Linked DNA regions of Mus musculus: region 2 is linked to region 1. The links are chromatin contacts, found by Hi-C or POLR2A ChIA-PET in ENCODE. All regions are on one chromosome and are shown on one strand. The core of a region is the stretch at or near the end of the contact, and the rest is flanking DNA. Distances in the headings are between cores, read along the strand shown. Region 1 holds the start of Klhl6 (kelch-like 6). Region 2 holds the start of Yeats2 (YEATS domain containing 2).

Region 1 (2,644 bases), core at 83-2,582:
CAAATGTATCTACCAGGCACTGTGTGAGATCTTTTCACTAAGAGGATCATTACAACAATGATAAAAGAAAACTGTCACTATACCCATCTACCAGTTGAAATTCAGAGTCGCCTAAAATCTCATGGCCAAGAAAGGGCTCAAGTGACATGGAAACATAGTGTCATCTCACTATGACACCTCAGGAGCCTTTCACATCCAGAGGCTTCTTGCATTGTTTGTCCTTCCCACCACTCCTTGTACACCAGAAACCCCTAATTTTCAGCACGTTATGTGATAACTCCAAGAGTGAGGCCACATTTTTTTCTCTACCTCTACTGATGAACAAAGACAACATCATGTTTTAAACACATTAGTCAAACTGAAGAAAGAGGGGAAAAAAATCCCCCTGGCTTAAGTAACGTCACACCCTTAAAATCAAGGACATAGTGTGGTGTGTGTGTGTGTGTGTGTGTGTGTGTGTGTGTGTGTGTGTGTGTTTAAAGCATATTTTCAATTTTATCATTCCCAAAGTACACTTGTCAAGGTAAAAGATAACAAAACATATTTTTAAAGTATGTTAGCTTGACTCTAAGAGATGATAAAGGATATTAAGACAGAGAATTAAGTCTTTCAAAGAAAAGTATCCGAATGGTGGAATCAGACCAAGGATGAGATGAAAGGTTCCAAGTAATAAATAATAAAATACTGCTTCTAAATGGTCCCAGTTTCTCTTGACCTAAATCAAAATTCTAAAGGTTGATAGTTTCCTTTCTTACATTTTAAGTAGGCACAAACCTTAGTGTATAAGCATACATATTTATATTATACATAGTACATAAGGTAATATATAATACAACATGATACCTAACATACTCTATGTAAGAATATATATAACCATAAATGTAACAGCAAACAAATCAGACTGAGCTTGCTCAGTCTTGTAGATTACAGAGCTCTCGCATCTACAGATGTTTTCCTTGCAATATACATGCAGTTTGACTCGGATTCAAAGCAGACTGACCTGAAATAGTTGCTGGCTGCAGCAAGCACCACTCGATGGCAAGAGAATTCCTGAACATCCACACACAAGATGACGTCTGTCAAAGCATTTTCCTCTCTCAGCGTCTCCAGGCCGTTCTGAAGAATTAAAGAAAGTCTCGTGTCGTCAAATTTTACCTTCTCCCCAGTTAATATTTCCACCAAGTCTCCCCTTTTCTGGGAGGACTTGTCTGTAGTCAGTGCTAAGGGTCCTTCCAAGCTCCTCTCTACCACATCGCTCATGGTGCAGGCGCCTCTTTGTCCTGCCATCAACGTCTAGACTAAAGGAGCTGCCAAGTTTCGGGGAGGTCACACTGCAGAAGCTGAACGGATTTCCTGCACAGGCCCCTCCACTTATCACCAGCTGTCACACATACATAACAGGAAGTCTCACACTTTCTCATCCTGTTACTACAAACACCACCAACTCCTCCTCTTCTTTCTGTGGACTGTCACAGGGTTAGGAATGTCTTTGAGTGGGTGCGTAGATCAGGGATCTGGTGGGGGTGGGGGGGGGGGGGAAGGTAGCTTATCTGTGTCTCCCGGGAGTACGGTTTAGTCCTCTCCCACCTCACGCAAACCTCTGCTTCCAGTTATTATCTGTTTACTTATACCTGCATCAACAACTAAGACTTCAGAGAGGAACTGCATAGGGGGACTTCTCTGTCTCCCACTATCTGAGACCCCTTTGGAGCCTTACCTTTCTTCTGAATATCCCTATAAACTTTCTTTCTGAATTTTAGGGCTTCTCTAACACATACCTTCAAATTTCTCCATCTTCCTTCTGCAAATGATTTCCAAGGGCCTAAGAATCACATGCTCAGATTTAATGAAAGCTATGACCATACTCCTGGTATCAGTCTTCTGTATTAGTTACATCGTTCTGATCATATTATCTGACAGAAAAAATATTTAAGGAACAAAAGATTTATTTTGGTCCAGGATATCTGCCCACTATGCCTGGAAGCGGATGGGATAGTGGGTCAGTCTCCAACAATAACACCACGTGGCATATGTTGTTCACATGGTGGTAGCTCAGAAGGGTACCAGTAACCTTCAAAGGCCTTCCCCTAAATGACCTAATTATACAAATTAGGCTGTACTTCATAAAGGTTCCATAGCCTCCCTAATAACACCAGTTGACAAATAAACGTTCAAGACATAGGCTTATGGCATGACATTTCAGGTTCAAATCATAAAAATGCTTCTAACTATATCCTCTGGTAATGCTGAAAACAATACACAATGACATGAGCCTCTTCATGACAACTTATACCATACTCTCTCAAATTATAGACATAAGGCCAAAACTGCTCTAGCTCCTTACCTCCTCCCAAACACACACACAATAAAATAAAATTCAGTTTCTCATTCATGAGTGTATCTACCAAACTCCTTATTGTTTTATATTTATTTTTCACATGCCTTAAAAACTACTAATGAGGCCATCATTGGGAAGAGAGGCCCCTTGGTCTTGCAAACTTTATATGCCCCATTTCAGGGGAACACCAGGGCCAAGAAGTGGGAGTGAGTGGGTAGGGGAGCAGGGCGGGGGGAGAGTATAGGGAACTTTCGGGGTAGCATTTGAAATGTAAATAAAGAAAATATCTAATTAAAAAAAAAATGA
Region 2 (2,644 bases), core at 55-2,554, 160 kb after region 1:
CCTGAGTTCAAATCCCAACAACCACATGGTGGTTCACAACCACCAGTAATGAGATCTGACGCCCTCTTCTGGTGCGTCTGAAGTCAGCTACAGTGTACTTATGTATAATAGTAAATAAATCTTAAAAAAAAAAAAAAAACCTCACTACTCAGCTTGTGTGGTAAGTATGTACAAGCTGTACAATATGAGCAAGAGCTGAAAAAGTCTGAGGCAGCTCCAAGGTCAGCCTGGATGCTGTAGTCCTGAAGAAGTAATAGGAAGTCTTGGTGTGTAGTATCATGGAAGAAAGCTGGTTTCAAGCGATTTTAAAGGGAAAACCGAGGCTTAATGGATTGTCATTCATTAGCTGCATCTACATTAAGTAAATCTACAAAAGTAAATGTTTCTACAGAGAAACAGTGTCTCAAAAAACAAAACAAACAAAAAAGTTTTCAACGTTTTCAAACCTTCACCCTTTCTTTCAGTCTACAAAGTATCTGGGACCAGAGGGGGGAGGGGGGACCACTACACCTCACTCAGGTGCTACATCTACTAAAATGGGTTCACAATGATTAATGCCTTCTTCCTGTCTTTGCTTCCTTCATTCTCTCTCTCTCTCTCTCTCTCTCTCTCTCTCTCTCTCTCTCTCTCTCTTTTTGGTTTTTCGAGACAGGGTTTCTCGAGACAGGGTTTCTCTGTATAGCCCTGGCTGTCCTGGAGCTCACTTTTTAGACCAGGCTGGCCTCGAACTCAGAAATCCGCCTGCCTCTGCCTCCCAAGTGCTGGGATTAAAGGCGTGCGCCACCACGTCTTTCTTTCTTCCTTCCTTTCTTTCTTTCTTTCTTTCTTTCTTTTTTTTTTTTTGTTTGCTTGTTTAATATATATATTTATGGTGCTGGAGGTTGGACCCACAGCATTGCTCTAAGCAAGCACTCTACCAATAACTTTTACTTTGAGACAGGGCCTTGAATTCACTATGTAACTAGACAGGTTTTGTACTTGTGATGCTCCTGCCTCAGTCTCCAGACTACAAGTATTACCCCGCGATACTAGATACTAGGTTACGGCTGCTATATACACCTCTATCACTAAACACAGTGACGCAAGATGGTACGCTCAGCAGTGCGGTCACCATAGTTACTATTGCCATGACTACAAGAGAACCAGCATTCTCTCAAACTTTCAGCAGGAAGACAACGGTTGGCCGGCTCAAGCGGTCAACCTGAAGGTGCGACGCAGAGTTCAGGAGCAGCTTTAGCCCCCCGCGGCCACGCCGCCCCGACCCCGCCCCCACCGCGCGCGCCCGCGCCGCCCCGCCCTCGAGGTGACGTGCGGGGCGGAGCCTGACGGCGGGCGGGCTGCTCTGTCGTGAGCTTCCGCGCGGGCGCGTCCCGGGCCTCGCACGGCGGTTCCACGGGAGGAGACCTTTCGCTCTTTCTCTCCGCGTGGGGGTTCCGGGTCCCGGCAGGGCGGCGCTGCAGCTGGGCGCGCAGGAAGGGTGAGTGTCGGTGCGGGCGCGCGTCTTGTGCGGGGCATTGTCTGGCGCGGGCACGTGCACCCCTCCCCCACCGCGGCCGCGCGGACAGCTCAGCGGCGCGGACGGGTGGGCGCCTGGGTCCGCGGAGAGCCAGGTCCGGCGTGGGGAGGGTTCTTCTCGCCGCGCAGCCTCAGACGGGTCGCTTTGCAGCCGAGGCGGCTGAGCTTGCGCGGTGACCCGCGGGTGGTCCCGAGACGAGGTCGCCTCGGCAAGTTTGGATTTGCCCAAAGAAATCTGCGGCGGCTTAGGAAGGTTGCGAGAAGTCTGCACGAGAGCGTAGGACGGTGCTGTGTCCTATGGAAGCTTCGGAAAGTGAGGACTTGACCAGAAACACGGCTCGGTGTGCTTATGCAGAAGACAATAAGGCTTAGAGCTCATCTCCATTATGCAAGTATTTATGTTAAACAAAAAATACTGTGTCCTATAATTCTGCAGCTCACTAACATCTTACTAGTTTTGATATTGCTAGTATTTTTGTCTAGGCACATACCTAATTGCAGAAACAACCCACTTTTAAAATTCCATAACATAAACTAGAAGGTAATACACATTTATTCAGCAGTATCGTTGCCATTAATAAGTAGCAAGTACTCATCCGAGAATATTTTTAAAATTTAGACAAGGACAAAGAAGAAATTCTAGTGTCCAGAAGTAATTACTATGGGTGTGTATATTTGTGTAGTCTGCCTTAAAGGTAGGACCAAAACAACCGATGAGGGGTTGGTGCCTTAACTGTGGTTCGTTTTAGACGGGGGTCTCTTTCATATACATACATAGACCTGTCTCAGAACCTCAGTCCTCTCTGTAGACCAGGCTGGCCTCGAACTCAGATCTACCAGCCTCTGCTTTCCCAGTGCTGGGATTAAGGGTGTGGTTCCACCACCACCACATCTGGCAGACTTACTTTTTATAGGAAGCTCGTAGAAAGGTTTTGAGAAGGTAGTGGCACAATCCCACCACTACACCGGAGAAGTCAAAAGTGTGTGTGTGTGTGTGTGGGGGGGGTGCTGAGGAGTCAGGATGCAGCCTTCTGCGGTAGCCTGGATTGACTCCTTGCAAATGGAAGTAGACAGAGTGAAAAGATGAGCGTTTGGAGGTAGAATTAGCAAGCCTTGGAAGGGAAAGGGA

Evidence for each region. Hi-C counts contacts between places; a loop is a spot of excess contacts on that map. ChIA-PET counts read pairs that join two places held with the same protein, here RNA polymerase II (POLR2A).
Region 2: a loop to region 1 is called in a map of heart, with 2.5 times the contacts of the local background. The contact joins the promoter of Yeats2 here to the promoter of Klhl6 in region 1. A Hi-C loop is called at or near these places in 1 of 37 maps with a recorded cell type or tissue (heart). POLR2A ChIA-PET finds 5 or more read pairs at or near these places in 1 of 5 experiments (Patski).

Annotation. Positions count from the first base shown.
Region 1 is chr16:19,981,717-19,984,360 of GRCm38, forward strand. It overlaps Klhl6 (kelch-like 6), which reads right to left and starts at 1,333. Exons shown (of 7, transcript NM_183390.3): 1 at 1,001-1,333. The coding sequence starts at 1,287.
Region 2 is chr16:20,139,759-20,142,402 of GRCm38, forward strand. It overlaps Yeats2 (YEATS domain containing 2), which reads left to right and starts at 1,305. Exons shown (of 31, transcript NM_001145930.1): 1 at 1,305-1,477.